Linked DNA regions of Homo sapiens: region 2 is linked to region 1. Evidence: chromatin loops called from intact Hi-C (ENCODE). Cell type or tissue: dorsolateral prefrontal cortex. All regions are shown on one strand. Links, peaks and the distances in the headings refer to the core of each region. The heading gives the core; the rest is flanking DNA.

What was found. Hi-C counts contacts between places; a loop is a spot of excess contacts. Peaks named below come from ENCODE experiments on the same cell type or tissue, not always from the same donor. Only the 100,000 strongest peaks of a DNase experiment are listed, where the experiment ranks them.
Region 2: it touches region 1 in a loop (5-fold over the local background); 28 of 110 quality-filtered maps call a loop at or near these places.

Annotation. Positions count from the first base shown.
Region 1 is chr3:10,755,998-10,761,379 of GRCh38, forward strand. It overlaps LINC00606 (long intergenic non-protein coding RNA 606), which reads right to left. Exons shown (of 3, transcript NR_152730.1): 3 at 3,345-5,382. Among named protein-coding and RNA genes, the nearest start is that of LINC00606, 5.5 kb to the right of the region's middle. RefSeq lists an enhancer at 2,607-2,901. In dorsolateral prefrontal cortex, for the core only: CTCF peaks have their summits at 2,754 (motif pointing right) and 2,953; a DNase peak (open chromatin) is centred at 2,804; H3K27ac peaks cover 407 bases.
Region 2 is chr3:11,332,198-11,337,579 of GRCh38, forward strand. It overlaps ATG7 (autophagy related 7), which reads left to right. Exons shown (of 21, transcript NM_001349232.2): 11 at 775-896. Among named protein-coding and RNA genes, the nearest start is that of ATG7, 62 kb to the left of the region's middle. In dorsolateral prefrontal cortex, for the core only: CTCF peaks have their summits at 3,004 (motif pointing left) and 3,210; no DNase peak of the experiment used is centred there.

The DNA of each region.
Region 1 (5,382 bases), core at 182-5,181:
CCATTCTCAACCTGGTCTTCTAAGACCATTACTGCTTTGTGTTCATTATCTATGAGTGGTTTGCACCTTTGGTTTCATATTAGGACCACTTGGGGAGCTTTTAAAAACCTCAAGACCAATATTCCACTGGTAGTTTCTGGGGATGGAGCTCAGGCCTTAGTAGCTTTTAAAGCTCCCCAGACGACACCAGTGTAGCCAAGGCTGTGAATTGCAGCTCTCCTGGGAGAGCAGAGAATGGAATTGTAACCACTTCTAAGTCCACTGAGCTGAGCACAGTGTCCTGCCCACAGGAAGCAGTTTTTTAATCCATATTGCACTAACGGTGGAAGTTAGATTGAGTTCCAGTACAAGTAAAACTCCCAGGACCTTACATGGCTATGCTGACCAAGCTAAGATTTATTTCAGGAAAAAAATACAAGATATTAAGACCATTAAAATGAGGATATGCATCAGGGCCAAAGGCTGCCTCATAGTGAGGGGTTCTGAGAGTCAGGGGAGAGCTCCAGTTGTTACACTGATGTGGAACGACCATGTGCTTGTTCTTTCAGATCAGGATCTACTGATGCACCTGAGATATTAGAATCAGGAAGCACACAATGGAGGGCTCATCGTGTAGGCACACATGCTGCGTTACCAGCCCTGGCACTGCACAGGGCTCCCTGAGGGAGCCCCTGAGGCCAGTTGCAGGTCATCAGTCTCATTGTGACCCTCAAACAATGCTGACAAGCTGATATCAGACACCCTGAAACTTGTCTCCACCCATGGCCACCAGTCAGTACCCTTCATGCCTTGCCCAGGGGTCCATGCTGTGCAGGCACATCTCTTACTTCAGCAAAACAGCCCAGGCTGATGCCAGACCTGCTGCAATGAGCCCTCAGTGCACCTGGGAGATAAATTCAGCCTGCTTTTCTTGAAACCTTGATACTCAAAGTGAGGTCTTGAATGAAGAGCATCAGGGTGACCTGGGAGCTTTAGAAAAGCTGGATGGCAGGTCCCAGCCCAGAACTACTGAGTCAGAACCCACATTTTCACAATGCACTTCCCCCTCGGAAGTCCTGTGCACATTGACATCTGAGATTCACTGCCTTGAAGGCCACCACACTCATGCTGTTTCTCTTCCCACTGTTCAGGCTGGCCCTCATGCCAGCGAGGCCAGTGTGTTAAGACCAGTGTGAGCATCCCAAGAAGAGGAAAGCCCCTGCATCACGGCCCAGACCCTAAGCCCACCATGTCAGCTCAGGGGGTGCAGAGTGCCTCTATAGCCTGGTCCCCTTCACTGGGAACCATCATGACTGAGGGCTGGGTGACCTTGTGCTGGTGGTGCAGGGTGATTTGTGTCCAGGGAACAGGAGGGCACTCCTATCATTGCCACTCGTCTCTCACCCAACGCATATATTCAGATGAAGTCAGGGCAGAGCTGCAGCCACTGCAGCCTTGAAGGGGAAATTCGCATGACTCATTCACTATTACCACGACCGCTCACAACAATAGCTAACGTTGAATACCCATCTTTGAGTCATCCTACTATCAGCTAGCATTTATTTGGGCATCTGGTATGTGCCAGGCACCATGCTCTTTATTCACACTAACCTATTCATCAGCACAACCTCACTACATTGATATATTGTTCAAGATCACCCAGACTGAAGAGGCAGTGCCAGGATTTGGATCCAGGTATCTGATTCCAAAGACTTCACTCTTAACTCTTACCCTGCTCGTCTTTGAGAACTGGCCCATCCAAACATGTTACAGGAGTGAACACAATAGATACAATGTCTGCCTTGTGGTCTAAAAGGAGTCATTCCTGAGCATGTGTGGTGTGCACTGTATCATTTATTTACACAGCAACCTTAAAAGGTGAGGATATTATGATCCATATTTGACACATTGAGGTAGGGCTCAGAGAGGCTGAGTCACTTTCCCCAGGGTCACACAGCTGGGTCTGGGAGGGGTGGAAGGGGTGGATGACAGCTCCAACTTGCCTCTGTGAGAGCTGAAGGGCTCAGGGTGTGTACGTGAGTACTGGGGCTTTTCCAAACTTCCCTGGCTCCTTGCCAGCTTTCCTCAGCCAGAATTTGGGAGTCCTCAGAACCCCACAGAGGGAAGCTAGCATCTTCTTTGTTACACTCTGGACTTCCCAGAGGCGGTTTCCCTGCCCCCAACGTGCTGCATGTGACTTGATCTCTCCGAGCCCCTGCTTTCCGGTCCGTAAATGAGATCTTGAGTGGTCTCATGTATGGTCACTGGCAGGGTCAGTGGGATGCCCAAATAAAACAGCCCATGGAGGAGTAGCAGCAGCAGTGGGTGCTTATACACGGCGGCTCCTTCTCTCAAATCTCAGGACCGCTGTGAGGTCTGGGAAACCCACACCCCCACTGGGAGAACATTAGCTAATAGGAAGCATCAGGAACTTGTCTTCTTTTTAGAGACAGGGTCTCACTCTGTTGCTCAGGTTGGAGTACAGCAGCACAATCATAGCTCACTGCAGCTTCGACCTCCTGGGCTCAAGCCATCCTCCCACCTCAGCCTCCTGAGCAGCTGGGACTACAGATGTGCCACCCTGCCCAGAGGAAGTTTTAAACTTGACCACTATCTCCTAGCTAAGAGAGGGGCATGAAGCCCAGGCCCCAGAGACACGGTTCCTCTGGCCGCAACCTTTGCTTCCAAGCATCTGAGTAACTAACTGCCCATCAGGGATCAGGGGAAAGAGGCCCTTCCGACACCAGCGCAATATTCTTCTGCTTGGCCACATGAGGGCAGCACACGCCTGTATAAAGCACAGCTCTGGCTACAGCTCCGCCTGGGGATGAGGATGTCACTCAGCTTCCAGAAGAACCAGCTGAGTTCATGCTTGCAAAGCCACCAGATCTCTGTGCCCTATTGTGCCTACTCGCCTTACTCTGCCCAGTGTCCCTCCTCCCACCGCCCTTGTTTCACAGATATCATCCAATCCTCTCTCCAAGGTAAGTGTTTACTTTAAGCGTTAAAGCCATAGGCTAAACAGCCTCCCATCATTTTCCGTTCAGCAAATATTTACTGTGCACCTGCTTCATGCCAGGCACTATTCCTGGTGCTGGAGACTCAGTAACAAAACAGGCAGAGATCTCTGTCATCACTGAACTCAGTCTCATGGAATGTTTGGGCTGCTGTCCCCCATGCAACATTTTATTATGTAAAATGTTCAAACATGCAGAAAAGTTGAAAGAATAGCACTCGTGTAATGAACCCCATAGACCCACCATCTTTATCACATAACTGCCCACTTATTTATCTCCTTATCCGTTCACTCTACTTTTAAATGCATTTCCAAATAAGAAGGAGACATCACAATATCTCTGCTTGATATTGTTACCCAGAGGGCAGTTTATTTGTGCCTTTTAAAAGTAAAATCAACATATAGTGTGATGTACAGATCTTAAGTGACCCATCAAATGACTATTGACAAGTACACACACTTGTCCACCCAAATAGAATCAAGATAGAAAACACTGTTAGCTGCCTTTTATTAGCTCTGCAATTTTGGGCTGGTTATTTAACTTTTCTGGATTAGTTTTCAGAGTTAAAAAAACAAAGTTGTTGAGAGAATTAAATGAAATAATATGTGACAGTGCCTGGGGCACAACAGACACATGGGTTAAGCAGTCAGCCTGCCTCAGTGGAGTTCCCACTCCACTATGTTCTGGCTGTGTGACTTTGGACAAGTTGCTTAACCACTCTGAACCTCTGTTTCCTTCTCGGAAATCAGCCATAACACTACTTTTTAGCAACATTCTCAACCATGGCTGAAAACTAGAATCATCTGAGGAGCTTCTAAATATTACTAACATTTCCTAATTATTTGAAAATCTGTAAATATACTTTTGGATTAGAGAATGGTTAGAGTTAACAGAACTGGGTTCCACTAACTTCTGCTAACATGGGTGTCAGCTCTCTGGGCCTCAGTTTTTCATCTCTAAAATGGCTGCATCATGGGCTTGTTGGGGGGTCTGAGAGGAGGTTGAGAGCTGTGACGTGTTCCACCCTTATTAGATATCTTTATTTAGAAACATTGGCATCAGAAAGGGCCTTCTAGATCTTAATTGGACAGAATTAGCCATTTTAGAGAAGAGGAACCAAGGCACATGGAAGAACCAAACTTTTTATCATACCTTAGAAAATTCAATCTGGCCTTGATGATGCCTCATGCCCCAGGGGTACAATGACCCCAAACAGGTCATATCTTACCTTCCTCAGGCAGCCTCTCCCAATCACACAGGTATCTTTCTCTTTCCTCTCTTGTCTGCTTTATATAGTTAGGAATTTATTAGAAACTCTCGTGTTTTCTACTATATAGGAAAAATGAAATTGGTGGCACATCTACCTCCACTACCCATGCCTGCGCCCCAAACAGACATTAATAATGGATTGCTGAACTTTTTCCCACTGAGTCCATGACTGCCTTAGCTGTCTATCCTACAGAATACTCAAACAGACATAATCAGATAATCACTGTTGAAAGGTTAAATAAAATCTCTTTTGCTATTTTTCTGAGATGAAATTTAAATAAATATTGGCTGGCAATGTCAGCTGCTTTGTTTCCCCAAATAGAGTATCAATTCTTCAAGGACAGGACCATATATTATCTTCTTCCATATTCTAACAAATGTTCAAGCATTTTGGAAAGCAGATATCTTTAAGCTACCTTTCCTTGACTGGAGAAGCAGTGTGCCATGGTGGGCAGCACAGGGTCTCTGGAATAGATAATCCTGACTTTTAAACATAGTTCTGCCACTCGCTGGTTGGGTGACCTGGGGCAAAATGACTTCATTTTCTGAGCCCAGTTTTCTCATCTACAAAATAGAGGAACATACTTGCCTCTCTTTCAAGAATACTGCAAAGAGTTTGTGAGCCCATGCAGGTAAATCTCCTGGCACAGTGATTGGGACATGGCAAGTGCTCAGTAAATGACAACTTTGTCATTAGCACAATTGTCAAGGTGGAGGAAGGAGGATGTGAGCTAAGTCTATACAATCATAAGTCAGACTCACTCACTGGAACCTGACACAAAATAAAAAAGACAGCCATCGGTGCCTGGAACAGGCGAGCACATGATAAGTATGTGTCACTTGCACGGCAATTAATACAGGTATTTGCCATTGCAAAGGTAACGCTTTCTGGGACAGAGCTAGATCAAGAAATGTCTGGGTGAATTTGTGCCTGGAGAGCACATGGGACCCTGGAGAGAAGGGAGTGACGGCCTCACCATGCCAACTAGTCAGAGTAGGGCAGGTATGTCTGGGAAATGACCTGTCTACAGGTGACGGGGAAGAAGGCGAGCCAGGCAGGTGAGACGGTGTGGAGAGGATGGGGGCTGGTGAGCCAGTGTGTGTCCCAGCAGGTGAG
Region 2 (5,382 bases), core at 111-5,110, 580 kb after region 1:
ATGAATCTGAGTGAACTATTAATACAGAGATCAGCATGGCTGAATTTTAAAAACATAATATTAAGTGAAATAAGTTGGACCTAAAATAATACATACTCCATGATTCCATTTATGTAAAGTTAAAATAGGCAAAACCAATGTATGGACTTAGAGTAGTTGTTACTTTTGAAGGCAGTGGTTAATGACTGAGAGAAGGCATAAGACAGCCTTCTTTATACTTGGGATTTGTGTAATGTGTCTGCTTTACTTAAATAAAAATGTTTATTTAAAAATATGAAGATAGATAAATTATAGATTGTTCTCTGAGGGAGACAATCTACAATTATCCAGGTGGTAAGTCTACACAGTGCAAATGGGCTTCCTAACTACTGACTGAGGTACTGCTGCTTAATATGGAAGTTCAGATGGGGAGAGCAGAGGGAACCAAAAGAACCCACGTCCTAGAGGATTTTTTCTAAATGTCTTGTGAGCATTTTTTCCGCATTTAAAAGATTTACTTGTCGGAATTATTTATGTGCAATATGATTGTAGAAAGAAATCACCTAGAAAGAAATCACAGCCAATTCATTTTTCAGCCTCTAAACACTTGGACAGAGGAGCCATATATGAATATGTTCAAAAGAGTTAAGGCCATCTCCTGTGGGTATCAGAGAGGCATAATTAGAATGCATTGAATTCTCTCCAACTGGTTTGCTGAAGCTCTTATGTGAGCTTTTTCTTTTCCTTCCTTTAAAAAAAAATAATAAATAAATAAAAATCCGGGCATGACAACAGGAGTAGCAGTTTCCAGTCTGTTGAAGTTGTTTGCTTCCGTGACCGTACCATGCAGGGGGCGAGAGACGTTGCCCACAGCATCATCTTCGAAGTGAAGCTTCCAGAAATGGCATTTAGCCCAGGTAATTTGCCGGTCTTTGAAAATGCATATAATTATCATTTATCAGAAACGGAACCAGGTTTACTTTCTTTTCATATCGTCACAATGGCAGAAGAAAGGAAGAGAAAAGTACAACTTGTACCTCTTTGCCAATGCAGACACCTACTTCGAACAGAGGGCATGCTCTGCTATTCAGACTGGAACAAAGGCAAAGATTGTGACCAGGAAATTTTCTCTAGGCAGTTTTTTCAGTCTTCAGGATTTGTTCCCCTCTGCTCCCCCCGTTTTCAATTTTACTTTTCTTTAACACAAAATCTTTATTCCTGTCCATTCTTAAAGGAAGGATGAAGTATTAATGCACTTAAATATTTATTTGTTATATACTTAAAGTTGTATGTGATCCTGTTCTTCATATAGTAAACCAGTCAGGAAAAATGCCATTTCTCCTTCCACATTTAATATCTTCATTTGATCCTTATGTGACAGTTATCAGCTTTTACCCCCATTTTATAAATTGAGAAACTTAGACTGAGAGACATTTTATCTATAGAGAGATATATGTGTGTGTGTGTGTATATATATATACACATATATATATTTACATATGTCACAGAGATTGAATACATATTCAAGTTTGAGTAAAATAAGGATATAATGCCCAGCTCCGGATATATTTCTTTTTTTTTTTTTTTTTGAGATGGAGTCTCACTCTGTCGCCCAGGCTAGAGTGCAGTGGCGTGATCTTGGCTCACTGCAAGCTCCGCCTCCCGGGTTCATGCCATTCTCCTGCCTCAGCCTCCTGAGTAGCTGGGACCACAGGCGCCCACTACCACGCCCGGATAATTTTTTGTATTTTTAGTAGAGACGGGGTTTCACCGTGTGTTATCCAGGATGGTCTCCATCTCCTGACCTTGTGATCCGCCCACCTCAGCCTCCCAAAGTGCTGGGATTACAGGCATGAGCCACCGCTCCCGGCCAGCTTCGGGAATATTTCTTACCCGGAATCCATGTCCTATGTCAAAGTCAGAGCACGATGTCTGGCACATCATAGGTGCTTAATAAATGTTATGTAAATTTCCTAGCTCACATAAAGCCCAGCACTTTTATACTTCTTGCCAGAATAATTCCTCATCTCTATGTGATTTATATGCTTTTCAGAGCACTTTCACAACATTTATTATTATTATTATTGAGGCAGAGTCTAGCTTTGTCACCCAGGCTGGAGTGCAGTGGCATGATCTCGACTCACTGCAACCTCCGCCTCCCAGGTTCAAGTGATTCTCCCTCCTCGGCCTCCCAAGAAGCTGGGATTACAGGAGCCCGCCACCATGCCCAGCTAATATTTGTATTTTTAGTAGAGACAGGTTTCACCATGTTGGTCAGGCCAGTCTTGAACTCCTGACCTCAAGTGATCCACCCACCTTGGCCTCCCAAAGTGCTGGGATTACAGGCATGAGTCACTGAGCCTGGCCTCATATATATTATTTAGCTTGTTCCTTATATCATCCTCATGGTTCCAAGGCACATTTCTTTCCTTATGCCATAGATATGCCTTAAAATGTGTGTGTGTGTGATGGGGGAGGTGGTGTCAAAATCTCTTCCAAGGCCAGGCGCCGTGGGTTATGCCTGTAATCCCAGCACTTTGGGAGGCCGAGGCGGGTGGATCACCTGAGGTCAGGAGTTCGAGATTGGCCTGGCCGATATGGCGAAACCCCGTCTCTACTAAAAATACAAAAATGAGCTACGTGTGGTGGCGGGCGTCTGTAATCCCAGCTCTCAGGAGGCTGAGGCAGAAGAATCGCTTGAACCTGGGAGGTGGAGGTGTAGTGAGCCGACTGCACTGCTGCACTCCAGCCTGGGTGACAGAGCAAGACTCTGTCTCAAAAAAAAAAAAAAAAAAAAAAATCTCTTCTGAGATATCTTTTCTAGAGTGCTACAGTCAGAAGGATTCAGGATTGGCCCACATGACATTTTTTCAGCGATTCTATGCTCTAACACAGATGTCTTTACACAATTCGCTGAAAGATTGACAGAGTACTTCTGCTTGATCAAAGGACGATGCTGCTTTTCAGTTTAGAGCCTTTGCCTTTCTGCTGTTTTTAGATATTTGCATTGGATGTAGCACCCTCTCCTGGCAAATTCTAAAATAGCTCCTGTGTAATGTTAACTTACATGCTATACCTTTGTTTTATTAAACCACACTTAAAGATAGTCGCAGGGGTGTCCAATCTTTTGGCTTCCTTGGGCCACACTGGAAGAAGAATTGTCTTGGACCACACATAAAATACACTAACACTAATGATAGCTGATGAGCTAAAAAACAAATGCAAAAAAACTCAATGTTTTAAGAAAGTTTATGAATTTGTGTTGGGCCACACTCAAAGCTGTCCTGGGCCATGGGTTGGACAAGCGTGGTCTTAGGGAATGAGGTGAGAGTTAGCTAAAAAGTAATGTGGGTCTGGTCTGTGTGTCTGACAAGCTGCCAGGCACCTTCCATGGGGTAATCACTTAATTCTGCCAACCACTCTGCAGAGAGGCAGTTTTCTTTCCACTTTTATGACAAAGTCACTGAGTTATTCTTACATCCTACTCTCTATGATAAGGCTCATGCTTGATGATGCTGACATTTTTTTTGCTTTTTTTGAGACAGAGTCTTGCCCTGTCGCTTGAGGCTCGAGTGCAATGGCACGATCTCGGCTCACTGCAACCTCCGCCTCCTGGGTTCAAGCGATTCTCCAGACTCAGCCTCCCGAGTGGCTGGGATTACAGTCGCGTGCCACCACGCCTTGCTAAGTTTTTGTATCTTTAGTAGAGTCGGGGTTTCACTGTGTTGGCCAGGCTGGTCTCGAACCCCTAATCTCATGATCCACCCGCCTCGGCCTCCCAAAGTGCAGGGATTACAGATCCACCCGCCTCGGCCTCCCAAAGTGCTGGGACTACAGGCATGAGCCACTGTGCCCGGTCATTTTTTTTTTTTTTTTTTTTTTTGAGACAGTCTCGCTCTGTTGCCCAGACTGGAGTGCAGTGGCAGGATCTCAGCTTACTGCAATCCTGGGTTCAAAAGCAATTCTTCTGCCTCAGCCTCCTGAGTAGCTGGGACTACAGGTACACGCCGCCACACATGGCTATTTTTTTTGTATTTTAGTAGAGACGGGGTTTCACCGTGTACCCAGGCTGGTCTTGAACTCCTGAGCTCGGGCAATCTGCCTGCCTCAGCCTCCCAAGGTGCTAGGATTACAGGCGTGAGTCACACGTCCAGCCGATGCTGACATTTAAACTCAGGAACCACACCGTACATTTCCATTTGAAAAAGGTTTTCTGTCGTCCACTAATGCCTTTAACACATCTTCTTAATGCCTGATATTAAATGTAGATTATTTAGCTTAGGAAAGGCAAATGAATTTCCTGTTTTTCATGTAAATTAATATGTTCCCTCTTAGCTGTAAATAAAACTTTATGGTAAATACAACTTCATAAAGAATTTTTCTATATCATAATGTAAACTGAAAATATAAGTATGGTTGTACTTTTCAATACTTCTAAGACATCCCATAGTTGCCATGGTAATGGTATAAGGAGTATTATTTTAAATTATTTTATTTTATTTTATTTTTTGAGACAGGGTCTTGACCTGTCACCCAGGCTGGAGTGAGTGCAGTGGCAAAATCATAGCTCACTGCAGCCTTGACCTCCCAGGCTCAAACCATCCCCCCAGCTTAGCTTCCCGAGTATCTGGGACTACAGGCATGTGCCACCACACCCAACTAATTTTTGTATTTTTTGCAGAGACAGGGTTTCACTATGTTGCCCAGGCTGGTCTTGAACTCCTGGGCTCAAGCAATCCTCTAGCCTCAGCCACCCAAAGTGCTGGGACTACAGGTGTGAGCTACCTTGCGCAGTCGAGGAGTATTATTTTAAATATCCTATGTCTTCTTTTGCTTCCTCATGGTGTGTTGTGTTACAGCTCTGGCACCTGGTGGAGGAAGATGGCAGACACTGCTGCGGGTAGAGATCCCATCTTAACTCTGTTTTTTCTTGTGCTGCTCCTGCTTGCCCACTATGGGAGACAGCACCTAATTTTTTCCTAAAAAATATTTTCTTGGCCAGGTGTGGTTGCTCATGCCTGTAATCCCAGCATTTTGGGAGGCCAAGGCAGGCGGATCATGAGGTCAGGAGATTGAGACCATCCTGGCCAACATGGTGAAACCCCGTCTCTACTAAAAATACAAAAATTAGCTGGGCATGGTGGTGCGCACCTGTAGTCGCAGCTACTCAGGAGGCTGAGGCAGGAGAATCGCTTGAACCTGGGAGGCGGAGGTTGCAGTGAGCCAAGATAAGTGCCACTGCACTCCAGCCTGGCGAGACAGCAAGACTCTGTCTGTCTCTCTGTCTTTCTAGCTCTCTCTCTCTCTCTCTCTATATATATATATATAATTTAATTTGGTGTATGTCTTATAGGTATAGATTATATGGATGCAGGTATGGTAAATTACATACTATTGCCATAT